Regions from separate parts of the Mus musculus genome. Here all the other regions are linked to region 6. Evidence: chromatin loops called from intact Hi-C (ENCODE). Cell type or tissue: heart. All regions are shown on one strand.

Region 1 (4,000 bases), 69 kb after region 6:
TGTTTTCATGCAGTATCTTGTTTGTATTATGTGTTTTTTGTTTTTTAAAAAAGAATATTTACCTTTTATGTGTGTAGATGTTGTTATTTCCATGCACATCTGTGTACTACATACATGCCATGTCACGAGAGGCCAGGATCCCTTGGTATTAGAGATATAGATAGTTGTGAGCTGCCATGTGGTTGCTGGGAATTGAACCCAGGGGCCCTCAATTGAGTAAATGCTTCTATAAGCTTGGGCTGCCGGCAAACCTATAGGGTACTTTCTTAATTGGTGATTGATGAGGGAGGACTGAGCCCATTGTTGGTGATGCCATCTCTGGGCTGGGTCATGGGTTCTATAAGAAATCAGATGGAGAAAGCCATGGAGAACAAAGCAGGAAGCAGCACTCCTTTATGGCTTCTGTATCAGCTCCTGCCTCCAGGTTCCTGCCCTGTTTGTTTCCTGCCCTTACACCTTTGATAATGGACCATGATGTGGAAGTGTAAGCGAATAAACCTTTTCTTCTCACCTTGTTTTTGGTTATGATGTTCCATTATAGTAATAGTAACCCTGACTAGGACGATTCCTATCACATCTTCATATTTTCTGTGTTTCCTGGTGCTACTTCCAAGAGAAATGACAAAGACTTGATTCTTCACCTTAGTATCTCCTTTGTAAGATAAGCCAAAGTATCATGTTAGCCAGCTCATCTCATGACCGTGGCTGATGAGAGAAGAAGGAAGAACTTTCCCCCTAGTCTACAGGACCGGTCTAATGCATGGCAGAATGGAATTTAGTGTCCTCAATTGAAGTGACACTCAACCCACTGTCTCACACTGTCCTGGGGACCTTGCAGGATTTCAGAGTGACTACAGTTTTCCCTTGTGGCCTGGCTCACACAGAACATGACTAATATTAGGAAGTGGGGAGGGACCCCTTTATAGAGTTTTCTAATTTTGTCCTTCATTTTCAGCTAATTATTCATGCCTTGGGGGGTAAAATAGCTTAGTAGGCAGGACAATATTAGTTTTAATTGTGAGCTTAGTCCAGAGGGCTGTGCTTGAGTGAAAACCATCCAGGAGTTGGGGAAAGAGCAGATGGTTCTATTTCTGGCTGCTGAGAGGGGCTTTGCAGGGCTGTAAGGAAAGATGGGCGTGTTGATTGCAGGCACAGGGCACTTCCTGGGATCACATCCATTATGCCACTGCTTCCTCACTGATATTAAAAGAAATTAAAAGCACAGGCCAGATTCTTAAAGCTACCATCACCACCAATCATTGTGGAAACAATCCTAAAACAGTTGTAAATATCTACTTCATTAAGCTACAACAACAATAAGAAAACCCAACCCAACTCATCATTGGTGATGATTTCTAAAAAGTCATCTTTGGAAAGAGTAAACAAATTAGCTGTGTGCTTTGGATCTGTAGGGAACCCTCCCCAGCCCCTACCTCCATGTTTTGACCATTGCTGTCCAGGTGGTGATGTGGCTTTGTGAGGCCGAGGAACACTTGGGAGGCCAAGCATAGCTGGTGCAGGTAGGTCTCTGGGTCTGGGCTTTCAGTTCTGTCGTGATTGTCTGAAACCATCAGAACCATGAACCAAGGTAAAATGTTCTTCCTTCAAGTTGTGTCTGACAGGTGTGCTGATGACCACAGTTATGCTAATGTAGCTAATAAATGGCTTATTATTATTATTATTATTATTATTATTATGTAGGAATGCTGAAGAAGGCCTGGTGTGGTCATTGGATGCTAGAATCCTTCTATTCAAATGTAGACAGCAAAAGGCCTACTAGGAAGGGCAAGTGCTGGGCCTCCTCAGCCTTACAACCTTCTTTTCCTCTCAGCCTCTGCTGCTCTTCTTTGCCTGTAAATTTCCAAGAACATTTGTCATAGATTTAAGTACTTTTTCTGTTTCCTCTCCAACAAAATATGGAAGGTGATTTCAGAAGAGTGGAGGCCATTGCATGGGTCTCGGTGACCTTTACAACCCAGACAGGATGTGGGCCAGCAGAGGTACACAGTTTCCAAGGGAAATTTCGCCCTTTGTTTTTTGAGATTAATAACTGGGTGGGATAGAAAGCCAAATGACTTCATTGTTGAGCATAGACTTCCAGGTCATGAGATATTGCCCGTGTGAACTAAACTTTGGCAAGGTGTGGTAGACTGATGTGCGTGCACACCTCAATAATTTCAGAAATGGAGCAGAAGATACAGGGACATGCCATTCTCCATGTGATTTGCTTTGCCATTTAATTTTATTTAAATGCTGAGGCCCAAGCCTAGGGCCTGTGTATTCCAGGGAAGCATTCAGCCACTGAGCCAATCCCTTGATATTAATACATACTTTAAAAAGCACATCAAGGGGGCTGGTGAGATGGCTCAGTGGGTAAGAACACCCGACTGCTCTTCCGAAGGTCCGAAGTTCAAATCCCAGCAATCACATGGTGGTTCACAACCATCCATAATGAGATCTGACTCCCTCTTCTGGTGTGTCTGAAGACAGCTACAGTGTACTTATAATAAAAATAAATAAATCTTTAAAAAAAAAAGCACGTCAAGGAAAGAGCTACTTCCGTCCTTTCTCTACTAATAGCACTCCGTGGCAGAATGGGACTGCCTAGATCTTTTTGAAGTCCATCTCTTCATGTCTGTTTGGATAGAGGGTTTCTTATCACAAGATCTAGCTAGCAGTTTTAATTATAAATGACAAGGGCAGATTTAGTTTGAAGTTGATAGAGGGAGAGTCTATTATCTCTGAACAAGTACGAACTAAGGTGGTTGAAGGTTGACTTGGCAAGGTGACTTCCCTTTCTCTGTCAAGTTACTGTTTGCTTGCATTACCACAGGGTCTCCAGTCTCTTACCAGACAGCTTCCAAGGCCTTCCTAACTCATCTTGTGTGAACTTAGGTGTAGGGTAGAGGTGACTTCAGGCGGGTAGAGATGCAGTCTTCGTTGGACTCTACCCATCAGCATCATTTCTCTGTGTAAAGAAGTATGGGGAAGAGTGAAGGGATAAGACTGTTTCTTCCTCTAAGGATTAAGGTCTCATTAGGAGAGCTGATGACGCAGGCATGGACATGTAAAGTGATTTGTAGTAAGCAAGGAATTAAGTCCTGTCTAAATTCCAAAGGAGTGGACAGAGTGCTACACTGCTAAGGGAGAGGCTTTCTTTAAAGACTCCGTGAAAGCTAATACCATTTGGGCACAAGTGGTACACACGTGTAATCCTGTCTCCTCAGGAGGCCGAGTCAGCCTGATTCTTAATTCAGGCTGTCTGAGGCTTCAGGGACTTCAACCCCAGCCTGGGAAAATTTGGCCATGTCTCAAACTCGAATTCAAACAAACTCTTCCAGAGCCTGTGTGGCATATAGGAGGCCCAGAGTTGAACCATCAGTGGCACCTACATGTTGGCCTCAAGGAAAGACGTGGGGGTTGATGGGAATCCGGATCTGAGGGAAAATGCTCCAGGTTTGAGGGGCTGACTTGTTAGGGCCGACACAGAGACCACAGGTTTTGAGCATCGTTCAGAGGTGCAGAATTAATTTCAAGGTCAGGGGCATGTGTGGGTGTGGGTGTGGGTGGATGGCGTGGTGCTCATGAGAGAGCTGGAAGGGGAAGTTGGGGAGGACTTCCCTCCTGAGGCTGGAAGTCTGGGCATGATTATCCTGGCTCCAGTGAGTGATTAAAATGAGTGATGGCAAAGCTCCCTGCATGGATTTTAATATTTAAGATTCTGCTGCCAAAGGCTGAGCTCACTGCTCTTCAGAGTGTGACTGTGACCAAGGGATGAAGTGCCCCCCTGTTGGGTCAGCACCATCTAGGCTGAATCCCAGCTAACACCTGCTGAAGGCACTTCCCATGGACATCTGCTTCTCCCTTCTGTCCTCTAGCAAAAGGTAAAAGGAGCCTTGGAGGGGTGCGGCTGTCACATTTCTGTCTTCCAGGTCTGCACCTATGGAATCATCCTGTGGATTATGTGTGGAGACCCAGAGCTTGTAATTAAGCCCTGCTG
Region 2 (4,000 bases), 86 kb after region 6:
AGTGTGCTCAGTGCCTGGCCAGAAATGCTGTGTAGCCATCCCTGTTTGTAAGAGCAGGTGGGTGTCTTAGCCATTCACCTTACTGGAGGGACAAAACCCCAGAATTATCTTGTAAATAAGAAGGTGGAAAGGTGCCTTTAATCCCAGTACTTGGGAGGCAGAGGCAGGTGGATTTCAGAGTTTGAGGCCAGCCTGGTCTACAAAAGTGAGTTCCAAGACAGCCAGGAACAGAGAAAGCCTGTCTGGAAAAAAAAAAAGGTGGAAAGGTTTTGTGTGTGTGTATGTTGGTAACCAGCCCCATTCACTACAGTGACCTTGAACAGATATGTTCCTCTTTCACAGTAAAGCCAATTCTGATTCTAAAATTTAGGTTACCCGGTGCTAATATTCCTAAGGAACATATTAAACCTTGGCTGTTGTTGAGCACAGGTTGAGGAAGAAGGATCATAAGTTCAAGGATAGCCTGGGCTATAGGGTAAGACCCTGTCTCAAAGTGAAACAAGAGATAGGTTGAAAGTTTGGTTGGAAACAAAAAGACTCTCTTTATTGTTTTTTTTTTTTTTTTTTTTTAATTTATTTATTTATTATATGTAAGTACACTGTAGCTGTCTTCAGACACTCCAGAAGAGGGAGTCAGATCTTGTTACGGATGGTTGTTAGCCACCATGTGGTTGCTGGGATTTGAACTCTGGACCTTCGGAAGAGCAGTCGGGTGCTCTAACCCACTGAGCCATCTCACCAGCCCATCTCTTTACTGTTATGTGGAGGAATGGTTGCACTAGAGCACCCTGCAGTCTCCTATAAAATTACACTTCGGTGGCCAGAGAGATGGCTTCACAGTTAAGAGCATGTATTGCTCTTGCACAGGGCCTGAGTTCAGTTCTTAGTACCAACATCTACTTGCTTGCAACTTCCTGTAACTCCCAGTTCTGGGGGATCTGACACCTCTGGTCCCCTGCACTCACGTACATTACCCCTGCCACAAATACCTATATTATTCAATCAATGAACAGAGATCACACTGAGCGGTGTCTCACATCTATAATGCAATTACTCAGGGGGCTGTGCTAGGGGCATTATGGGGCTACATAATGGGTTCTAGATTAGCTTGAACTGCTGAGTAAGATTCTGTCTAAGGAACCAGAAACAAAAGGCAAATTAAGACTAATCACACTGACATGGCAATGAAAATTGCTTGTGCTTTTCACCATTATATAAAATTTTGGTAGCATGTATATAATATTCACAGTTTTAACTGTATATTCATATTGCAATGTGCAACAATTACAATCATCTTTCCCAAACTTTTTTAATGTTACAAAGCTTAAACTCTGTATCATTGAACAATTAATTTCTCTCTCACCTCTCCCCTCAGCCCCTGGAAGCTACAGTATCGATTTTTATCTCTATGTGTGTGACTGCTTTGATCGTGGATTTACAGAACAGCTGTGCTCATGTGACAGGAACATGAAACTCGTTACAATGACCCAAGCGTTCATCCATGTGTAACATATCTCATAGGATATTGTTTGTAAGGACTCTGTAATAGTTCATGTCTTGCTAATTAATTCTATTGAAGAACTTTTGTGTTGGTTTGATCCATTTGCTCTCATGAATAGTAAGTACCTTTTGTGAGCATGAGGGTATAAAGTCCAAGAGTCTGTTTCAGATCCTGTGTTTTATTTCTTACACTGTTTTGAGTTTGCTGGTGCCGTTGTTGTTTGAGCTTTAGCGACTGGGTTGTATTATGTAACCCAGTCTGCTGGGCAGCCCCTTGTCCAAGCCCTAGAGTCATGGTGGTTGGTTCACTGTCATCCAGCAGAAACTGCTAAATCTCGATTGAATGATTAAACATCCAGATCTTATTGTTAAGGGTCACTCATTCAAACAAGGAAAAAATCTTTCATTATGAATTATAGTTGACACAATCTGTGAGATGGAGGAAGGAAGGAAGAGATTATAGTGTTCCCAGAATGCACTGGCTGTTGCATAGCTTTGGAGCAGAAGGACACACGTCCTTGGCAGCTCATCAGGAAGGAAGTGAAGAAGGAAACTGGACATTTCCACTCTTTGAAAAGCCACATTGCTATGAGCCTGGATGACTGACTGAGGTCCTGCTCTCGTGCCTAAATGATTTAACAGTGAGAGTGTTCTGAAGGAAACCCCAGCCCTAGAGAGAATACATTTGTTGTCTCCTAAGAGCGATCCAACGATAAGGCTTCTCCAGTCTAAGAAGGTGGAAGTGGAAATTTGATAGGGTTACTGGCTATAAGGTCACATAGTTCAGAAAGGCAACTGTACTGGCTAGTTTTCTGTCAACTTGACACAGCTGGAGTTAGCACAGAGAAAGGAGCTTCAGTTGAGGAAAGGCCTCCATGAGACCCAACTGTAAGGCATTTCCTCAATTAGTGATCAAGGGGGAAAGGCCCCTTGTGGGTGGTGCCATCTCTGGACTGGTAGTCTTGGGTTCTATAAAAGAGCAGGCTGAGCAAGCCAGGGGAAGCAAGCCAGTAAAGAACATCCCTCCATGGCCTCTGCATCAGCTCCTGCTTCCTGACCTGCTTGAGTTCCAGTCCTGACTTCCTTGGTGATGAACAGCAGTATGGAAGTGTAAGCTGAATAAATCCTTTCCTCCCCAACTTGCTTCTTGGTCATGATGTTTGTGCAGGAATAGAGACCCTGACTAAGACAGCAACCATGAAAAGAAGGTCCTTCTTGTAGGCTTAGATTTTTAAAAACCTACTTTAATAAGGGTTCTTAACTGGCTCAACCTCCCTTGTAGCCCACCACTCACTAGAGTTGGTGGGGAAAGAAAGGTTAATAGGAAATGGGGTCTGTGGACCAATTTAGAAATAGTTCTTTGGGGCTCTTTCAGTCTTGGTTGTCAGCTATTAGTTGAGCACCACTCTAGGGTCAGCAACAGCAGTTCAATCCTGAAGAAACCTCAGAGCTCCACCAATTGGCAGGAGTCCGAGGAAGCTGCAAGAAGCCACTAGAGTATCTTGAAGTTCTTTGGAGAGTTCCTTCGTATGAAGCCATGACAATCAAAGATTAGCAACTCAAGAGGCTCCTCCCATTGTCTGCGGTCATATTTATATCCTTTGTAAACATCACAAATCCTCTCACATGTCCGTTTCAGGAAAACATCTCTCACCTGAGTCTGCTTCAGCAAAATATCCCTTCACCTGTCTGACCCAGCAAAGCATCATATGACATAGCGGAGTTTCAGAAGCAACCAGAAATTTCCACCTTACTTTTTAATCTTCAGCTGTGAAACAGAGCTGAACTTTTTTTTTTTTTAGATAGGGTTTCTCTTTATAGCCCTGGCTGTCCTGGAACTCACATTGTAGACCAGGCTGGCCTCGAACTCAGAAATCTGCCTGCCTCTGCCTCCCGAGTGCTGGGGTTAAAGTTATGCGGCACCACCGCTGGCTACAGCTGAACTTTTTGATGCCTTCAAGAGGCATGTGTTGGGAAGAAAAAGAAAGAGCTAGTTCATGCAGAAGCCAGTAAATAAAATTGCCATTCTCTGTGATGGTGTATACAATTTTCTTCCATGTGCACCAGTGTTGTGCCTCCTTGTGTGTCTGTGTACCATGTGAATGCCTAGTGCCTTTGGAGACCAGAAGAGGGCACTGGATCCACTAGAGGTGGAATTATAGATAGCTGTGAACTGCCTTGTGGGTGCTGGGAATAAAACCCATGTCTTCTGGAAGAGCAGCCACTGCTCTTAACAACTGAGCCACATCTCCAGCCTCTATAATTTTTTTTTTAATTTATTTGTTTAGTTTTTTGAGACAGGGTCTTATAATGTAGCACAGGCTAGTCTCTTTACTTGCAACAATCCTCCTGTCTTATCTTCTGTGTGCTGGGATTAGAGACTTACCACATTTATGGGGTGTTGGGGATTGAACCCAGGGCTTCGTACATGGTAGGTAGGCACTATATCGGCTGAGGTAGATCCCTGAGAACTATAATTTTTGATAGTGATGTCAAGGAT
Region 3 (4,000 bases), 130 kb before region 6:
GAAAGTGGGGAAAAGCCTTGAAGATATGGGCACAGGGGAAAAATTCCTGAACAGAACAGCAATGGCTTGTGCTGTAAGATCGAGAATTGACAAATGGGACCTAATGAAACTCCAAAGTTTCTGCAAGGCAAAAGACACTGTCTATAAGACAAAAAGACCACCAACAGACTGGGAAAGGATCTTTACCTATCCTAAATCAGATAGGGGACTAATATCCAACATATATAAAGAACTCAAGAAGGTGGACCTCAGAAAATCAAATAACCCCCTTAAAAAATGGGGCTCAGAACTGAACAAAGAATTCTCACCTGAGGAATACCGAATGGCAGAGAAGCACCTGAAAAAATGTTCAACATCCTTAATCATCAGGGAAATGCAAATCAAAACAACCCTGAGATTCCACCTCACACCAGTGAGAATGGCTAAGATCAAAAATTCAGGTGACAGCAGATGCTGGCGAGGATGTGGAGAAAGAGGAACACTCCTCCATTGTTGGTGGGATTGCAGGCTTGTACAACCACTCTGGAAATCAGTCTGGCGGTTCCTCAGAAAATTGGACATAGTACTACCGGAGGATCCAGCAATACCTCTCCTGGGCATATATCCAGAAGAAGCCCCAACTGGTAAGAAAGACACATGCTCCACTATGTTCATAGCAGCCTTATTTATAATAGCCAGAAACTGGAAAGAACCCAGATGCCCCTCAACAGAGGAATGGATACAGAAAATGTGGTACATCTACACAATGGAGTACTACTCAGCTATTAAAAAGAATGAATTTATGAAATTCCTAGCCAAATGGATGGACCTGGAGAGCATCATCCTGAGTGAGGTAACACAATCACAAAGGAACTCACACAATATGTACTCACTGATAAGTGGATACTAGCCCAAAACCTAGGATACCCACGATATAAGATACAATTTCCTAAACACATGAAACTCAAGAAAAATGAAGACTGAAGTGTGGACACTATGCCCCTCCTTAGAAGTGGGAACAAAACACCCATGGAAGGAGTTACAGAAACAAAGTATGGAGCTGAGATGAAAGGATGGACCATGTAGAGACTGCCATATCCAGGGATCCACCCCATAATCAGCTTCCAAATGCTGACACCATTGCATACACTAGCAAGATTTTACTGAAAGGACCCAGATGTAGCTGTCTCTTGTGAGACTATGCCGGGGCCTAGCAAACACAGAAGTGGATGCTCACAGTCAGCTAATGGATGGATCACAGGGCTCCCAATGGAGGAGCTAGAGAAAGTACCCAAGGAGCTAAAGGGATCTTCAACCCTATAGGTGGAACAACATTATGAACTAACCAGTACCCCTGAGCTCTTGACTCTAGCTGCATTTGTATCAAAAGATGGCCTAGTCGGCCATCACTGGAAAGAGAGGCCCATTGGACACGCAGACTTTGTGTGCCCCGGTACAGGGGAACGCCAGGGCCAAAGGGGGGGAGTGGGTGGGTAGGGGAGTGGGGGTGGGTGGGTAAGGGGGACTTTTGGTATAGCATTGGAAATGTAAATGAGCTAAATACCTAATAAAAAAAAAAAAGTTCCATAAAAAAAAAAAATAAATAAAATCATCTTATTAGGCCAAAAAAAAAAAAAAAAAAAAAAAAAAGCAAAAAAAAAAAAAAAATAAAAAGACTTTCACTTTGTACAGGTGTTGCAATAATGCTTGACACTAGGGGGCGCCAAAACAACACAAAGTGGGCGCACAGACTGGTGATCCAACCAGTTACCCAACCAGAAGAGGCCAGAAAAGTGCTAGTGACTGGGGTGCTACAGGTCAGACTTTGGTTAGCTGAGTGTTTAAAGGCAACGAGCTGAGACTCATAGCTAACGAAGAAGGAATGATTTCCGTATCATCGTACAACTATTACACCGGAGTTTTGAAGTTTTATATTTAGTTAGACAGCGCGGTATTATGGGATTTCAGTGACAATGGGGTTATGGAGTCTCTTTCTTCATGAGTTTTGGTTTCGGTGTGTGAGAGTGTGTGTGTGTGTGTGTGTGTGTGTGTGTGTGTGTGTCTGCATGGCTTGGTGGTGGAATGAGATTCGACCACGAGTACTTTAAGCAGAGGGATAAACAGGAGCCACATGAAGGGGGGCGGGGCGCATTGAGGGGAGCGGATTAGGAGAAACGTTCTGGAAGGTGCCACTTTACACATCTTACAGGTAAAAGCAGGCCAACAATGACAGGAATTCTGGAAGAGCATTCCAGACACGCTCTGGAGTCAGAGGACTCTCAAAGAGGCTCTGAAAAAGCTGGAGCAGGTTGACCGCTTGCCCCTGGAGGAGGTCAGAGCCAGCAACAGAGGCCATTTCAGGCTAAAGGATGTAAAGGTGCAATCAGCCCCTTTTCTCCTAAACCTGGCTTTTCCTTGAGCGCCCACTACCAGCACACACACGTTTAACACACGTGTACCCATTTGTCTCCCTGATTAGAATACAAGGTCCAGGAAGACAGGGAATTTTGTGCTTGCTTCAGAACTTCCTGGTCTTAGCCCTTACAATTTTTCTAAGCACTAAACATTCTTTATAATTTGTTTACTGGAGCTTTAGGTCAGAAAGGAATTTGGAGGTGGAATGGACTGCCCTACGTGGCCATGGCTCAACCACACTGGACGCTTCCCTGCCCAGTCTTGGACATTCTTCTTTAGCTTACAGAAGTCTCTAGCAAAGCAATTTCAAGTCTCTCCACTTCTGGATCAACATCTGCCTCAGGGGTGGGAAGGGGTAGGGTGGACAGCCTCAACCAAGAGCCACAAGTTAACTGCTTAGTAAGTTGAGAAAGTGATTCATTGTTAGGTATGTAAAAATATCTCAGGCAGAACCCCACCTTTGGGGTCTTCTAGCATTGTAATTCCTTTGTTTTTTGTTTTGTTCTTTTTATTTAAAAAAAAAATTGTTTTGAGACAAGGTCTCATGTAGCCCAGGCTATGTAAATGTACCAGCTTGCCCTGTTTACGGTGTGCTGAGGATCAACCGCAGGGGATTGTACAGTGCTGGGCAAGCGCTCTACTGCACGGGCTACATCCTCGCTCTGTCCAGTCCTTTCTTCTCTGCTTTTGTGTGGCTTCCTTAGCCAAGGCGATCCTTGCGTTTTGCTTTGATCGTTTTGCTGGGAATGTTCAGAAGGGCGGGAGCCTGCGCTTTTGCCTCGGCTTTACCCACACTCTGCCTTGAGAACAAGGTGAGCATTGGCCATGTTCCGGATGTCTCACCCACCGCTGCAGTACCCGACCCCAACTAACTGCACCCTTTCTAAAAAACTGCCACACCCTGCTCTCTCGTCCACCAGCTGTCGCTTCAAACACGTTCAGCCCGTTTTAAAACACGAGTCCCAAACCCAAAGTGCCCAAAGCCCTTTTACAAGCCTGGCTCCTCTCTCCGAAGGATGCTTCGTTGATTCACATAGCTGAGCAGGTACTGTACCCTGGGAAGTTCAGTGAGATAGGCTGTTGATCTTGTGAGCTCAGAAAGACAGACAGAGAAAAGACATCCTTTATTAGTGGCAAAGAACCTCATGGTCAGAGACTGTACTTGGTAACCAGGACCTGCTCCAGGGCGTCGTCTATGTCCTAAAATGGGCCCTGTGACTCCATGCAGGGTTGGTGCACATACCCTGTCCTGAGTGTTCCACATATAAGGGAAGACGCATGAGCAGATACGAAGACGGTGGATGAAATCACACTGCCAGCTCCACGCATTCACGCCAGGTTTGGGGATACTCCGTTCATGTTTGAAACAGTTAAACATAAAGCAGGTTCTAACAAATGTCGTGGGTTTCAACTCTCAGAGGAGGCTAATGGACTTAGAATTTCAGGCTTAGGACAATGCTGTGAACAAGGATGTGTGGGACATTCTAATATTTAAGAGAAATGAACTCAATAAATTCCTAAGTTAAATTTGGACTCGTAAGAGCCTTGGATGAGATGTTCTGGAAGGCCTTGCTTGTTAGAATTCTGTGCTTGCTTGGTCAACCAT
Region 4 (4,000 bases), 54 kb before region 6:
GGTGGGTTAGGGGAGAGGGACAAGGTGGGACAGCCAGAGCAAGGCTCAGCCACCAGCTCCCTGCCTGCAGCTGCAGAAACACCTAGCCTGAACCCTGGGGTAGAGCCAAGGTTTTGAGGAACAGCCGAAGTAATGCAAATAAACCGCTGTACCCTAAATTGCTTTTTGTTGTGGGTGTTTTGTCCCAACAACAAAAGGGGAGCTAAAACAGGAGACAAGTTAAAACAAGAGTTTGCCCTCTAGGGGAGCTGTAGGGGTGGCAGGAATCCAGGAGGTCTTGACCCTGCATTTGAAGCAGAGCAAAGGGGACAGTGTCTACACAACCAGGGAGGGGGTGGGGGATTGGGCCACACTGCCCTGACCACACAGCTTTCTCCGGAACCTCCTCTTTCTCCGGAACCTCCTTCCGGCATGTGGTAACACTGGCGAGGAAGGAAAGCCGCGCGCGCACAGGTGCCGGGCCCCGGGAACCTATTCGATTTAGAAGAAACACACTGATGGTTGCCCTGCGGACCCGTGCCTACACCGCCCGAGGGACCCCTCCCACCTCCGCTCCGGAGCCCAGAAGTTAGCTGTGGAGTTTGTTTGTCGCGCCCGCGCACCTACAGTGAGCAAGGAGAGCCGGCGCCCGCCGGCCCAGAGCTCTGTCCCGCTCTCTGCTCCTGCAGTTCCTTCGCTGCCGCCGAGATCTCGGGGCGACAGTGAGCGGCGGCGGCGGCGGCGGCGCGAAACCCCGGCGGCAGTCTCCGAGTCTCTGTAGCCGGGTCGGGAAAGCGCCGCGCAGCCTGCGCAGAAGCATCCTCGAGTAACTGGGGAAAATGAGGACGGTATTGTGAGCTTTGTAGGAACAGCAAAGAGAAGAGAGCACGCCTGCACCAGGATGGCCGAGTGGTTAAGGCGTTGGACTTAAGATCCAATGGACATATGTCTGCGTGGGTTCGAACCCCACTCCTGGTAAAGTTGCTGTTTTGTTCCTTGCCGCGGTCTGTCAGTTGTTTTTAGGTCCAGAGCTTTTGGAAATTTAGAAGTCTTATTTCAGTTGAAAGAAATGTTCTTTAATCCTTAATAGGGCGCTGCTACAAGGCAGCCCAATTTCCCGCAGTGAAGCGACCGTGTCTCCAGGAACCGACCTGAGCCAGGCGGGAAGAGGCTCCCCGGAGAGGTCTGGTATTGGCTAACTTTTTGCAAAAGTACTTTTGCACAGAAGAAAAAAGAAAAAAAAAAAAAAAAAAAAAACAAGTCCGCTTTTGCCTTTCCTCTGTCCGCTCCCCACCCCCTTCTTTTTTCTTCCTTTCCCTTTGTTTTCTTTCTTTCCTTTCTTTTCATTTCCCCCCCCCTCAAAGTTTAACGTGTTCACATGCAGTCTTTCAAAAATGTACCATTTGACCATGAAGACCCAGAATTTGAAATATTTTCGATTTTTATCTTCTCCTATTTTCTTTGGGTTTTTTTGTTTTGGTTTGGTTTGGTTTGGTTTGGTTTTTGGTTTCTCGAGACAGGGTTTCTCCGTGTAGCCCTGGCTGTCCTGGAACTCACTTTGTAGGCCAGGCTGGCCTCGAACTCTCAGAAATCCTCCTGCCTCTACCTCCCAAGTGCTGGGATTAAAGGCGTGTGCCACCCTATTCTCTCCAAAAGTGTTTTTTATCAAAGCAGTCCAAGATCTTAAACACATTTTGTAGGCGTGGCTCAAGGAACTCCCCAGCCTTTTGAATAAGTTGAGACACTGATTAAATAAACCCCTCTCTACAATCATAAAACCTCGGAAACGTTGGTTATTACCATTGATCATTTATTTTCACGTGTTCCTCAGGTCCATTCAGTTATCTGGAGTCGTAGAAAAATATTTTTCGAAAAACTCGGAACTCTGTGGGAAATGATATCAGCATATTTAAATTGTGACACCTACTGGTAAACTTGAGGTAAGTTTGTTTGAATAAACCTTATCTTTTTTTTTTGTTTTTTAATAACTGTCTTAAGTTACAGACAGGAAGTTGACTTTTCCTCCAAATCTTTTAATCTTTATTTATTTATTTAAAAAAGATCTTCCATTAAGCAGAATAACTCATCACTGAAATAATTTTCATGAGCATTGTTTTAACTGTATGATGAAACCCTTCTTTGGCGTCAATAATCTTTGTTTCAGTTACGCATTTTCCTTTCAAATGCTGAAGACAGCTATGAAGTTAGGGGGATATGTATATGTATGTGTGTATGTGTGTATGCATGTATGCGTGTGTGTTTGTTTGCATGAGCCATCAATGTTAAACAGACATCGTGGTCAGTTGGAAGACTCCTACACCAGAAGCGTTCTCAGTCCTCAGCGGTCAGTTGGGGCTTGGGGGTTTTGATTAGCTTTTTGGTCTTTCACTTTTATTCATTTATTTTAGTGTGTATGCGCGGTTGTCTGTAAGTACACCACATGGGTGCCTGCTGTGCGGTCAGGAGGAAGCTACAGGTGCCCTGGAACTGGGGTTGGTTTACAATCTGCCACGTGGGCTCCAGGAACCAAACCCAGGTCCTCTGTAAGAACAGCAAGTGCTCTTAGCTGCTGAGCCACCTCCTCAGCTCCATCCAGGCTGCTGTTTATCTTTAGGTAGAGTTTTAATTAGTCGATAAACACCTCAAATGCATGCAATGTACTTCAGGCGTGTGCTAATGATTCAAAGGAAGTAAAATTTAATGCCTCGGGTTCTTAAAAGTTTATTAGTATATTCATAGCACAAAATGATGTATTTCATAGTGACATTTTCAAACCTGTGTATCCCGTGGTTTGCTTGTATGCAGCCTGTTGCTCTGTGATGCTCGACCCACCCTTGTGCTCAAATCCTTTACTCTTCCCATGTACTGCCATCTACGTTCAAGTTTTATAGATATCCATTTCCAAAGCAGATTCCACAGGAGAGAGAATCTGTGGTATATGTCTTTGTGAACTGTCTTGTTTCCGTTAACATGATCTCCAGTTTCATCTTTCTTCTGAAAATGGCCTAAGTTTGTTCTGAGATATGGCAGAACAAAAACCCGATTGTGCAGGTACACTGAGTTTTCTCTATTCACTCAGCCACTGTTCAGTGCCTGGGCTGACCTCTTTCCTTGGCAGCGGGGGTGCAGCTTTAAACATGCCTGCATATGTGTCTGTGCACACAGATCTTTGCGGTTGCTGTCTTAGGTTTCTTTGGTAAACACCCAGGAGTAGTATACTATATGGTAGGTCTATTTTTAGGGGTGTGTGTGTGTGTGTGTGTGTGTGTGTGTGTGTGTGTGTTTTGAGACAGGGTCTCTCTCTATGTCCTGGATAGACTGGAATTCACTATATAGACCATTCTGGCCTTGAACTCACAGAGATCTGCCTGCATCTGCCTCCCAAGTGTTAACATTAAAGACATGGGGTCACTACTATGCACAGCTTTTGGAAGGAGGAGATTTATTTTAATTGATTTTGTTTTGTTTTGTTGGTTTGAGGTTTTGTTTTATTCTGTTTTGTTTGTTTGTTTGGTTTGGTTTGGTTTGGTATGGTTTTTTTGCGTGTGTGATTTCTTAATGGTAGCCTTTCTGACTAAGATGAAATGGAATCTCGAGATAGTTTAATAGTAAGGATGACACCAAAGGAGGTAGAGAACATGCATCTATTCATATCTGTACAATTAGGCACAGGACTATTTTAGGGGTGTGCGTGTGAACCAATCTGGCTTAAGCTTAATTTCCATGAACAGTGCTTCTAGACCTAGAACAGAGTGATGGCTGTTTCACCATTTGAACGAATGATACAAATGAATGCCTTTAATTAAGTGCATAAGCTTCTAATTAAACACTTGGGAGGCAAAGGCAGGTGAATCTCTGACAGTGTGAGACCAACCTGGTCTACATAACACATTTTAGGCAAGCAAGGGCTAGTTAATGAGGCCCCAGTGAAAGGAAGGAGGGGAGGAAGGAAGGGAGGGAGGGAGGAAGGAAGGAAGGAAGGAAGGACATAGTTAAAACTGAATCCTAGGCGATAGGGGTC
Region 5 (4,000 bases), 54 kb after region 6:
AACTATGCCAGGATTCCCTGGTCCCTTTCTGAAGCTGGCTCCTGCTGTAGATGGGTACCTCTTTTCTCTGGGATTATGCGGGGTCAGGCTTCCATTCTTGCTTGTTGCTTTGGCTACTTAGCTCTGCCTATGGGAACGGAGATGCTTTGGTTTACGATGGACAGTGGATATGGAGTGTCGTCATGGAACTGCTGGGGAGAATGTTAAGTGGTAGAGCCAGTTTGGAAAAGTGCACAGTGGTTCTTCACTACATTCATAGTGTTATATAATTCCTTTGTGGCTCTCCTCCTGGGATTTATGTTATCTCCAGGAGGAGTGAAAATGTGTCCATCGACGTAATTTACATGCGGATATTTAGAGCTGAAAAGTTAATAATAGTCCAAAGGTGAGCCCAATGCAGTTGCCTGTGAACGGATGAAGGCTGCGACGTGCCTTATCCACGCAGGAAAGCATCATTCTGCCACACACGATGAGATATTGACGTCCGCTTCAGTGCAGAGGCTTGCAAACATGCTAGGTGAAAGAAGCCAGACCCAACGCAGCAAATTCTGCTGATTTCACTTATAGGAAGTATCTAGAACCAGTGAATCTCTGGAGACCAGAGGGAGATGGGAGTAGCTGCCTTGGGCTGGGCAAGGAAGCCTGTGAATGACTGCTATCTGCAGGAGTGAAGGGAGGCTATAGCATTGATGGTGGGGTGGCTGCAGAGTCTGCAAACACACTGATATCTGTTGACTTGGGCTCTGCATGTGTACTTACGATTTCCTACTACGTGGGTTATAGCAGTAAACTGGGTTTTGACTAAGTGACATGACTGGAGCCATTCTGATTCTTTACTGTCTCACCCCATCTTATTCCGTTGGAGGATGAGGATCAGAGGACAGAGTGCTTAGTTGTTTTTTCCAGAGTCTCAAGTCTATGGTCTTCTGAGCTACATAGATAGGTTCCTTTTACTTGGAACTCCTGTGGACCCTGGTAGGGTTACATATTCTGTGAGAATCTTTGTGCTAGGTACGGATTCTGTTTCAGAGGAGGAAAGAAAGCTATTAGATCCATACTAAGGATGCAGGCATGGCAGTACAAACACCTTTCCTTCTCTTTTGCACGTGTGTGGAGAACACATATGCAAATGATGTCAAGAGAACAAAACAACCATCTAAAACAGAAGTCTGGAAAATATGAGTCTGTGTGGTTATTGTTTTTTTCCACCGTAGCAGTTTCTTTCTCTTTTCCTTTGTGGTTTTTGGAGACAGGGTTTCTCTATGTAGCCCTGGCTGTCTTGGAGCTTACACTGTAGACCAGGCTGGCCTTGAACTCACAGAGATCCACCTGCCTCTGCCTCCTGTGTGGGAGTAAAGGCGTGTACCACCACCAAAGTAAACACTGTTGTGAGTATGCATAGTGGGGTGTGTGTGTGTGTGTGTGCTGTCAGACACCATCAAACAAGAAAAGTTAGCATCTCTCTAGTTGCTTTGGAACATTCAAAAGCTCTAAGCTGTGACTATTAAAAACCAAAAGTACCTCAAGAGTTCTTAACTGACTGCGGAGTTTAACTTCCTGTCTGAGGGGAGGTGGAGTTAGATTTAGTCAGATCCTCTCGTGGGAAAAAATCAAAGGGACTTTAAAAAAGAAAAAAACAAAACCCAACCTAACAGGACATCCCAGTGTGCAGTTCGCGGGCGGCTTTTGTGTTGATTTCCTTCACAGTTTCCCTCATCTCAGCCACTGTAGGTGATGAGCAGCCTGGCAGCCACCACATTTCGTTGGAAAAAGTGGAGGTTGGATCTGCCTGGGCAGGTGCCTCTCCAGGCTTGCAGGAGATCCCCCGGTAAGTTTGTCAGTGGCCAGACTGCAGTTGCTAAGGGAGGCTTTGGACAGAGGGTGTTCGAGTTGGCAGAGCCTCACTTTCTCTCGATAAGTCTGATGTGTAAGTCAGGAAGCGGCTGAAAGCAGGGCTTATCTGTGACAGGCAGAGGTGGCCTGTTCCTCCAGAGACTAGGTCTCTGTGGAGCGGAAGAGCGGCCACACATCAGGTGCTTTTCTTCTTTGGACTGAAGCTGTTGAACGCCTTTGTGTCCAAGGTTTGCCACTTTATTCGAGGCAGCTGGTTCAGTATTGAGTGCTTACTCCTGTTTCATTTTTATTAATCATGCATTGGTGTTTTGCCAGCATGTATGTATGCATGTATGTATGTATGTATGTATGTATGTATGTATGTATGTCTGTGTGAGGATGTCCGAGTCCCCGGAATTGAACCAGTGCTCTCAAACACAGCAGCCATTCTCCAGCTCCCTGACTGTTTACTCTTAAAGAGAAACTTTTCCTCCGTGGCAGGCTACTGATGTAGCCCAGGCTGGCCTTGACCTCTAGGTCTTCCAGCTCCACCTCTGGTGAGCTGGATTTTCGGTGTGAGGCACCAAGTCAGATGCTGAGGTGTGGACTGTTGACAGATCTTTCTAGGAAGGCAACATTCTAGGAAGTACAGATGTAGTTCAGAGCTGAGAAGGAGCACAAGGAAGCGTTGCACTGTTGGTGGATTGTTGGGGTGTCTGTTTACTACATTGGGGTGAGTGGGGGAAACTGGGGGCTTCTGTTTCTTACAGGTTTGTCCTTGGAAAGGCAGAGCTTCCAGGGGGTTGGTGTCCTGACCTTTTTCCTAATTAAAGTCCATTTCCAGAGTGGCTTAGTTTTTCTGATCGTTGCAGACATCCATGTATTCTTAGATGGATTCATGGATATGCTGGCTCTGTGGTCTGTCTGAGGGAAAAAAAAATCCTAAAGATGTGTTTTCATGTGCTGTAAGTTCTTTGAGTTAATACTTTCCCTAGAAAAGAACAGAAACCAAACCAGATAACAACAAACCATAAAAAAACCAAACAAACAAAAAACAAAATAAAATTAAGGGTAGTTTTTTTTTTTTTAAAACACTTCTCTTCATTGCAATTCTTCCCTCCTTTCAATATTTTGGTTCGTAGTAACATAGGAACACTGCACTAGGTGTATCCTATAAGCATGCTACCGAAATAAGAGGGCCAGCTTGTGTTTTCTTAGAGATGAGCTTTCTTGGCCAACAGCTCTGGGGTGTTCGTGTGCTGCAATTATCTACATTGCCCCTGTCTTTGTTTTCTTACTGAGGAGCTCTAAGGTCCCAACATATAATCATGAGACCTTTCAGGGCTGTGACGAACGCTCCCTGAACAGAGGTAGTCACAGTGGCACTGTGACCTTTCTGAAATCCCTTTAAGTCTGGTGGACTTCTCTTTTCTCCTGCCCCAGATGTCAGCCTACACCTTGTCTTGCTGCAGAGAGTCTGGAGCAGCTGCTGTGGTTGCAGTCAGAGACCAACCAGAAGAAAATTATGGGCCGGAGTAAACAAAGTTACTAGATGACAAGGTCAGATAGTTTAAAAACTGTCCTGGCTGAGTTCTGCTCTGTTTAGGTAGTACTCCTTCCTTTGCTCTGGCTGCTATAGAGACTTTGTGAAGATAACATTTAAAAAATAAAAATATTTCAGGGATGTTATTTTCATAAAAATAGAAAACCAGTGTTTACCTGGTCCCAAATTCTATAGGAGTTCAGCATCTTTTCTTTTAAATTAAGCTGGGCTCATTCTAGTTTTGTAATGCGTTATTTCTTCAGTGATCTTGATAGAAGTAAAGATAATAGAATCAGTGGTTAAAGTGGTATTTTGATGGAACACACAGTCAAGTACCAGATGATGCGCCTGAGGTTTCCCCTGCTCAGGGAACAACTTTGGGAGAGCCTGCTTAGCTTGCCACCCTTCCCACTCTCTTATTGGCTGCTGAGACTCCATGCCTAGATTGGCATTTCCTTTTTAGATGGATGGAGCAGACGATCCAAGACTCCAGCTGTCTATTGTAGCCACCTGTATCCTGAGGCTCTTTCCAGAGGCTCTGATGTGGCTGAACTGAGACAGTGACTTTGTAGCTTTGCCATAGCTCTCTGGAGTGTCCTGGATGGAGCAGTGTGGCTGGGCCTG
Region 6 (4,000 bases):
GGAGACGCGAGCCCCTACCCGGGGTGGCGGGCGGACCCAGCAGCGCCCCACCCTCGCTCTCCAACAAAGGGGCCGGCGGCAGCCGGAGGAGGACCTGGAGGAGGAGCCGGAGCGGCGAGCAGCTCTCGCGCACAAAGTTGTGGAGTCGCCCTTCCCCCGAGGAGGGGAGCGGGCAGCGCCGGGCGCGGGATTTCTCCCGCCCAGGGCCGAGGAGGAGCCCTGGGCTCCTCAGCCGATCGGGCCACCTCGGGGAGCGGCGCCCCTTTTCTTTCGGGTCATTCCTGCAGAGGGAAAACTCCTGCGTGCGCCTGCCCCCAGGCTAGCGTTTGGACTGTTTTGTTTTTGGCGGAACTACCGGGCAGGAAGATTGCACAAGTCAGGGGGCGTTTCCAATCGGGTGTCAATTTTGGATCTCCCCCCCCCCCACCCCCCTTTGGATCTTGTCGGGCTTTCCACGTTTCACTTAAAAAAAATTCTTGTAACGTCCAAGGCAAGCTCCCCACCACCCGAACACGCCCAGAGGAACCTTGGGGCCTCTGGGACTTGGCTAGCAGGTAAGCCCATGCATTATTGAAGCTTCGGTCTGGGTAATGTGACCGCAGTCCCCTAGGGAATGGGGCGGGGGTTGAAAGGAGGTGGGACCTTTCTGCAGTTCCACCGCCCGGGTCCCGAAGTAGCTGTAGCCAACTTCTGCACTTTCCCTGGAAGCTCAGCGTCCCCTGCCTGGGCGGGAGAGAGCTGGGTTGAGAAGGTGGGAATCTGTACTGGTCGCCAAGGTCTCAGATTCCTAGGTCTAGTTTAGTACTGTTGTTTTGTCTCTCCCTGAGAGGAGAGGCTGTCTGTCGCCTGTCCGTTTACCGCCCCGAGCCGGGCAGCAGGACTAGCGATCTCCAAGAGGGGACGTGGCCTCTTCTGAGAGCTTGTCACACACCTCCGGTCCCGGGAAGGCGGGGCCCGGGCGGTGTCCGGGAGGAGAGGGTGGGGAGGGCGGTTGTGCGGTGGGAGGGTTGGGGAGAGCTTCCTAGCCGGCCTCCAGGCTGGGGGCGTGCTCGACCTCTCTGTGGTTGCCGTTCCTGAGGGTGGGGCCCCAGTGTGGCGAGGTGGCAAGCCTGCAGCTGTGGAGAGACAGAGGGGATAGGGGTACCTCATTGGTGCGCAGTCCCGCCCGGCCGCCTGCTTTTCCGGACTCTTGGCATCCCTCACTGCAACTGACAAGGTAATTCATGCCCCTCTTTGGCCTGGGTCTGAGGCTCTGCTTGCCCAAGGCCACTTACAAAACCAACAAAGGGCTAATTGTAGGCTGTGCAACTTTTAGAAGGCACATTGTTCAAAGAGACTTTTCAAGTCCCTGGATTCCGACCGTGTGGCGTTCCAGGGTTATTTCAAGGGGAGGAGAAAACGTGTGTGACTCTTCAGAGTCAGGGACCCGCCTTTTTTAAACCCCCAAATTGGAGATCCTGGGTGTAATTCCGGGCCCCACTCTCTGGAGTCACTGAGGTATCATCCTTTATTCTTCTAGCCTTCAGATCACCTGGGTCACCAGGATCTGGAGAGGTGGCCTCTCCATGCGTTTAAGTGGGAGGGTCTGCCGCGGCCAGAGCGCACGAATTCCAAGAGAGATGGGATCTCCAGGGTGGCATGGCAGCAGTCTCATCGTCCCGTTGGAACTTGCCCTGGGCCTGTGAAGTCAGGCTGGACCCTCGGGGGCTGGCTGCTGGTGGCGCTGGAGAAGCAGCCTGCTGATAACGCTAGTGCCTGCCAGAGCTGGAGGAATTCGAAGCTCTTGTGGGTCGTTCAGTCCCGAGGACAAGGCAGTGAGGGGCATGGGCCATTCCTGCTGAAGTCCCCCCACCCCCTCACCAGCGTTTATGAGGCTTTCGAGATAGCTTTAACTCTCCTTTGGGTGTTTACTCAAAATTTATTGCGCCTGTAAACAGCATTAATCACAGTGGCATTAACCTTCCCTGGAGCGCTTCTTAGTGTGAATGGCAGTTCTTGGCACTCAGCGGTTTCCTTTACAAGCAGAAGGGCAAACTTGTTCTTCGGCATCCCTCTTCACTATCGCCAGCATTCCTAGCTTTTGGTTACTTGTGAGTGACTAGGTTTCCTCCACAGCCGTCTGGATGAATATTCCCTTAGGATGACACCGTTTGAATGTTGTGTATTCTTGAACTTTTGCCTATAAAGCCATCACCCCTGGCGTTCTGTTCTGGTATAACTAAGAAGCGTCCACCCTGAAGGGGGAACTGGCGCCTGTGCTGTGGTGCGTGTAGGTTTCAGTAGGGGAAACACTCGGTCAACGTCACCAGCTGTCATTTTGAGGGAAGAGAACGGAGGACAGCAATTGCATAGGAGCCCTATACAACCTCCGGGTCATTCACCTCTAGTTTCTCCCTTATCCGGGTGTAGAGTGTGGCTACTTCCATTCCACCAGTGTGGATGGCGGCAGAATGTCTTTGGGACACATTGTTACTAAGAAAGCCTTGGTTCTAGCCCAATGTAACTTGAACAGCCTGATAGAGTTGCAGTAGCATTTTATTTATGTTATTTTGAGAAAGGGTCTCACTGTGTGGCCTAGGCTGGCCTTGAACTGGCACTCCTCTTGCTTCAGCCTCTGAAGTAGCTGGGGTTATAGGTGTGCACCACTACACCTGGTTGGCATCTGGGAGTTTGGAAGGAGGTATCCTTAAACTCTCCAACTCACATGGAGCTCCTGGGACATTCGTGGCAACAAGAGTTGGTGGCTCTTAAATGTTGTTGTTTTTCTTTTTTCTTTTTATTGGATATTTTCTCTTTCTTTCTTTCTCCCTTTTCTTTTCTTTTCTTTTCTTTTCTTTTCTTTTCTTTTCTTTTCTTTTCTTTTCTTTTCCTTTCCTTTCCTTTCCTTTCCTTTCCTTTCCTTTCCTTTCCTTTCTTTTCTTAGACAGGGTTTCTCTGTGTGGCCCTGGCTGTCCTGAACTCACTCGGATATTTTCTTTATTTACATTTCAAATGATTTCCCCTTTCACGCTGTTCAATGTTTTAGTGTGTCCCTCTTCATTCTTTTCTAGCTCATTGATTTTTTTTTTCTGATGTTTTTGCAGTGTAGTAGGGATTTGTATTAGGAAGAAGACACGACTGGAAAAATTATCCCAATGTGAAAGGCAGAATCAAACATCACGATGAAATGGCATTATTGGATCTATGCAAATGAAACGCAACCCTGTGCACAAGTTAACTTTACCTCAAAATCAAATCGGTGACAGTGTTTGTGTGTGAGTGCGTGTGTGTGTGTGTGTGTGTGTGTGTGTGAGAGAGAGAGAGAGAGAGAGAGAGAGAGAGAGCATGTGTGCATTTTTAAAAGATGGCTCAGTGGTTAAGAGAGAGTCCACGTTCACTATCTTATGTCCATTTTTGGCCTCCTTGGGCACTAGACAGTCAAGGCAGACATTCACACAAAAATTTAAAAAATTCATTTTTCGACATTTATTTATCGAATGTGTGGTGATCAGGTTTAGGGGCAGGTCTCTTTCTAACAGAGTGGAAACATTTTTGGAAGCCTAACTGGAGGTCCCTGCATAAAGCCCCTTGGGAAGTGGCACTGGACTTGTCTTTCAAAGGAACTTCATTCCAGGAAAGAGACTTTTTCTTAGACAGCCGGGATTTCCTGTAATTAAATGTTTACATATTCTGTGGACAAGATTTTGGTTCTCTAATATATTAAGGATACACATAAAAGTTTAGAAAATCTTTCACACTCTGTACCTCAAGATAGGAATATATTTGCTTTTGATTATATTCTTTGTAGGGAGCTGTTCCGTGACCCCCTAGTCTCATGTAGCTCAGGCCGCCCTCAAACTCTCTGTGTAGCAGAAGGTGGCGTTAAACTCTGTCTTCTCCAACTGGGGTTACTTGTTCACTCCTGGCGAAAGCTGCTTGGCAAATGGCCAGGCTGCCAGTCCTCTTCGCTGGTTACTTTTGACTTTCATTTTGTTTTTGTAGTTCTGGGGATCGAACTCAG
Region 7 (4,000 bases), 180 kb after region 6:
ACATGGGAACCCCAGAACATCCCAGGAGCAGGAGGTAGGAGATATAGAGTCAGTAATGAGGGCACATAGGAACCCCACAATGTCCTTGAGCAGAAATCTTGGCGTATACAGAGAAGATAAGGTGAAGATAAGTTGGAGTTACAAGCTGTGGTTCCAGAAACATCTATTCCTGTGTCAGTAGTTGTCCTTGTATAAGGAAAGAACTGGGCCTCAGACCCACATTTGCCTCCACTATCCTTCTAGCATGAGGGCGTGATTCTGTCTTTAAGAGTCATCCTTCTTGTCAGGTGGTGGTGGTGGTGGGGATACAGCTTTAACCCCAGTACTTCAGAGGCAGGGGCAGAGGGGCAGAGGGGCAGAGGGGCAGAGGGGCAGAGGGGCAGAGGGGCAGAGGGGCAGAGGGGCAGAGGTAGGTGGATCTCTGTGTTTGAGGCTAGTCAGTCTACAGAGCAAGTTTCAGAGCAGCCAGGGCTACACGGAGAAATCCTGTCCTTAAAAAAAAAATTAAAAAAAAAAAGTACACTTCTCTTTGTAAAAGATCAAGTAACATGGTATATTGTTAACTAGTAGTTATACTACCAATTAAGTTGGTTAACTCAACTAGTAGTATAACTAAGGCAAACTTTTCTGTGCAGGTAGTTTTTAAAAAGATTCTATGTGACATTCATGCATGCTATCTTGAGTCAGTAGATATGAAAAGAGACTTATTTAATCTGTGTCGGGGATCAATATATATATAATTTTCTTTTTTCTAAAATTTTTTTTATTAGGTATTTTCCTCATTTACATTTCCAATGCTATCCCAAAAGTCCCCCATACCCTCCTCCCTCACTCCCCTACCCACCCACTCCCACCTCCCGGCCCTGGCGGTCCCCTGCACTGAGGTACATAAAGTTTGCACGACCAATGGGCCTCTCTTTCCACTGATGGCCGGCTAGGCCATCTTCTGCTATATATGCAGCTAGAGACACTAGCTTCGGGGGTACTGGTCATGTAGCTCTTTTTGAAAAGTTTTAAAACTATTTTTAGTACTGAAAATATTTAAAAGTAGATTACTATGTAAAGAATGGCTAACTCATTTATCACTCACACTTTTGGAGCTGCAGTTTGCTGCTGATTTTAAAAGTCATTGTAGTTGACAGTGAAGAAAAATGAGATTACAATCCCTGATTGGGCAACACTCTATTTATTTTTATTCTTTAAAACAGCCATTAGGAATTTAAAAGCCACTACACTTAATTACTTTTTCCCTCACCCTGGGAGAGCTGAAATCCATTAAGCAATAAAGCAAGCTAAAGGGGGGAGTGAAAGACGGCTGCAGGTAGGTTTTCCTGCATGTGAGACTGAGCACCTTGGGCACCGAGAGAAAGCCAGGAAGCAGCTATTTCTGGATCAGGTTGTCCAGAGGAGCTTCTTCATCTTCATTATTGGAAGGATGGATGGACCCATGGTCAAGGAGGAAAATGTTTTTACAAGGATTTGTGGGCCATTTTAATAGATGCCTCTGCCACAGTGTCCTGCCATTTTGGGGGGTGTTTATTTATTTCAATTTAATGTGTTCAGACCTCCAGTGGTCATTTAAAATGAGTTCATTTAGATTCCTACCCTGAGTCCAGAATTTAAAAATATATCTTGCCAGTAGACACTATTTAGGATAACTTGCCTCTAAACTCTGGTGGTATTAAAAAGAAACTGTTGTGGGCTCGGGGAATTGGAAACTAGAAGAGTAAGTGAGATTTTATTTTTAGCATTCTTCTTTCAAAAAACTCAGGTTACAGAATTTTTTAAATAGTGTTCTACTGAGGCATATAGAATCATTTAGTTGTTTTGATATTGGATTAATCATTATTATTATTTTTTAAAGAAAGATATTAGTCACAGAGAGCCATGTTTCAAATTGCTCCTTTCTTGGGACAGAGGGCAAAAGAGGAGGTGCTGCAGAAGGAGGTGAGGGTGAAAATTCTGAAGGACAGCATCAAGCTGGTGGCTGCCAAGGTGCCCTCTGGTGGCCAGGAGTTGACGTCGGAATTCAACGAGGTGCTGGAGAGCTACCAGCTTCTGTGCAATAGAATTCGAGGGAAGTGCCACACACTGGAGGTAAGAGCTTGTTTGCCCCAGGGCTACCATCCTGAGATCCCAGCTCTGCTGTGTGGATTTCCCTGTCTTATTTAAAAAAAAGAAGAAGAAGAAGAAAGAAAGCGCCATTACTTTGTCAAACATTGGATTATAAAAGTAATTTTTATGGACCAAGTAGATAAAAAAATAGAGAGATTTTTGTTTGTTTTGTGTTAAAAGGAGACCAAGATCTGCCTGCATTTCTCAGGAGGTTCAATGGTGATAATTGATCCCCGCAGGTTTGTGTGCTCACTAGTGTTCTCAGGTTACCATAAGAATCCAGACAGCTCTCTTTTACCTGGCTGACTGTTATTTTATTTTTATTTTGAGTCGTGTCTAATATTTACTGGAGGGGAAAAAGAATTTCAGTATGTAGAGATTTCATTGCATTTTTAGGTGGAGAATCTCACTGCCTATCAGACTGAAGACCTAGATTATTCTGTGGGATTATTTTAATAAAGTGCTTTCTCATCTTCATGGTTAAAAAAAAACTGGTCAAAAGTCTTAAGAAGCGTTTTGAGTTATTCAAATTTAAATGAAACACACCCTACAATAAGCAATTACATTCTGGTGAGTTCTGATAATGCCGAGGGAAGATTTAAACTGAGTTTACTCATTGTACTTCTTGTAAGATCTGAGCAGATTTTTCGGCCTGCTTCTTGTAAGATTAATGGGAGAAGGGGACTAGAAATCTCTTTCTTCTTTTGCTCTGAACCAAGAGTCAACAAATTATGGTAGAGGCCTCAGGTATAAATTGTGTAGTTTGAGCTAGGCAATGGTGTTCTATGCCTTTAATCCCAGCACCCTGAAGGGAGAAGCATCTCTGAGCCCAAGGCCAGCCTGGCCTACACCTGAGGTCTGGAACAGCCAGGGCCACATAGAGAAACCCTGCCCTGAAAAAAAAAGTTGGTTTTTTTTGGGGGGGGGGTAGGTTTGGTTAAGAGTGGTATTTCTAAAGGATTGAACATGGTGTAAACACCTATACACCAAAGATGAAGCTGTGACAAACTATGGATGTCACCCCTAAAGTCTGAAATACCTTCTCTGTGCCTCTCGAGAAATACCGGCTGAGCCCTGTTCTGGCGAGCAGAGCTGATGTGGGGAATGGATGGGACTGTGCCCTACCTTGGTAGAGAAGACAGATGCAGGGGATTTTGTGCAGAGCTCTAATCTTAGCAGTCAGATAAGATCCTCTCTTGTTCTGGAGCAAGGGGATAGAAGGCTCTAAATGCATGCCTTCCTCGGCTTCTCTCCTACTTCGGAACTCTGAGTAGGGAGAACACAGGACTACCTGGCTCCTGTTTTGGTAAAATGGGCCCATCCTCTTATGTGTCTATCTTTACTCACTTGGAAAGAAGTCCAGATGGCTACAGAGACATCTGCTCCCATCAGTCATCTAGGAACTGGAATTGGATATGTCCTAGGAGATTTAAGTTTCTATAAAAAAATATCCTGAATGGTTTTTACCTTTTGCTCTTTCTGGGGGTGTTGCTGTTGTTGTTGTTGTTGGTGGTGTTGTTGTTGTTGTTGTTGTTGTTGTTGTTGGTGTTGGTGTTGGTGTTGTTGGTGTTGTTGTTGTTGTTGTTGGTGTTGGTAGTGGTGGTGGTGGTGGTGTTGTTGGTGTTGGTGTTGTTGTTGTTGTTGGTGGTGGTGGTGTTGGTGTTGTTGTTGTTGTTGTTGTTGTTGGTGGTGGTGGTGTTGGTAGTGGTGGTGGTGTTGGTGGTGGTGGTGGTGGTGTTGGTGGTGTTGGTAGTGGTGGTGGTGGTGGTGGTGGTGTTGTTGTTGGTGTTGGTGTTGGTGTTGGTGTTGGTGTTGGTGTTGGTGTTGGTGGTGTTGGTGGTGGTGGTGGTGGTGGTACTGGGGATTGGACTTAGGGCCTTTGTCA

Evidence for each region. Hi-C counts contacts between places; a loop is a spot of excess contacts. Peaks named below come from ENCODE experiments on the same cell type or tissue, not always from the same donor. Only the 100,000 strongest peaks of a DNase experiment are listed, where the experiment ranks them.
Region 1: it touches region 6 in a loop (2.0-fold over the local background); 5 of 42 quality-filtered maps call a loop at or near these places.
Region 2: it touches region 6 in a loop (2.4-fold over the local background); 4 of 42 quality-filtered maps call a loop at or near these places.
Region 3: a loop joins it to region 6, with 4 times the contacts of the local background. A loop is called at or near these places in 3 of 42 quality-filtered maps.
Region 4: it touches region 6 in a loop (2.9-fold over the local background); 18 of 42 quality-filtered maps call a loop at or near these places.
Region 5: a loop joins it to region 6, with 2.4 times the contacts of the local background. A loop is called at or near these places in 12 of 42 quality-filtered maps.
Region 7: it touches region 6 in a loop (4-fold over the local background); 11 of 42 quality-filtered maps call a loop at or near these places.

Annotation. Positions count from the first base shown.
Region 1 is chr10:12,796,461-12,800,460 of GRCm38, reverse strand. The region is part of intron 1 of Utrn (utrophin); the gene reads left to right. Among named protein-coding and RNA genes, the nearest start is that of Utrn, 63 kb to the left of the region's middle. In heart, a CTCF peak has its summit at 2,468 (motif pointing left); no DNase peak of the experiment used is centred here; H3K27ac peaks cover 1,100 bases.
Region 2 is chr10:12,779,745-12,783,744 of GRCm38, reverse strand. The region is part of intron 1 of Utrn (utrophin); the gene reads left to right. Among named protein-coding and RNA genes, the nearest start is that of Utrn, 80 kb to the left of the region's middle. In heart, no CTCF peak of the experiment used is centred here; a DNase peak (open chromatin) is centred at 2,074.
Region 3 is chr10:12,995,010-12,999,009 of GRCm38, reverse strand. No RefSeq gene overlaps it. Among named protein-coding and RNA genes, the nearest start is that of Sf3b5, 11 kb to the left of the region's middle. In heart, a CTCF peak has its summit at 1,698 (motif pointing right); a DNase peak (open chromatin) is centred at 1,729; H3K27ac peaks cover 269 bases.
Region 4 is chr10:12,919,528-12,923,527 of GRCm38, reverse strand. It overlaps B230208H11Rik (RIKEN cDNA B230208H11 gene), which reads left to right and starts at 401. Exons shown (of 3, transcript NR_038028.1): 1 at 401-954; 2 at 1,811-1,919. n-TLtaa3 (a tRNA gene) reads left to right here and starts at 875; the gene lies at 875-957. In heart, CTCF peaks have their summits at 246, 756 and 1,884 (motif pointing left); DNase peaks (open chromatin) are centred at 497 and 857; H3K4me3 peaks cover 1,739 bases; H3K27ac peaks cover 1,632 bases.
Region 5 is chr10:12,811,274-12,815,273 of GRCm38, reverse strand. The region is part of intron 1 of Utrn (utrophin); the gene reads left to right. Among named protein-coding and RNA genes, the nearest start is that of Utrn, 48 kb to the left of the region's middle. In heart, no CTCF peak of the experiment used is centred here; a DNase peak (open chromatin) is centred at 1,783; H3K4me3 peaks cover 345 bases; H3K27ac peaks cover 2,762 bases.
Region 6 is chr10:12,865,309-12,869,308 of GRCm38, reverse strand. It overlaps a transcript of Utrn not described here. Among named protein-coding and RNA genes, the nearest start is that of Utrn, 5.6 kb to the right of the region's middle. In heart, CTCF peaks have their summits at 1,677 and 2,210 (motif pointing right); DNase peaks (open chromatin) are centred at 68, 618, 1,008, 2,278 and 1 weaker place; H3K4me3 peaks cover 2,803 bases; H3K27ac peaks cover 2,530 bases.
Region 7 is chr10:12,688,827-12,692,826 of GRCm38, reverse strand. It overlaps Utrn (utrophin), which reads left to right. Exons shown (of 74, transcript NM_011682.4): 26 at 1,918-2,097. Among named protein-coding and RNA genes, the nearest start is that of Utrn, 170 kb to the left of the region's middle. In heart, a CTCF peak has its summit at 2,004 (motif pointing left); a DNase peak (open chromatin) is centred at 2,016.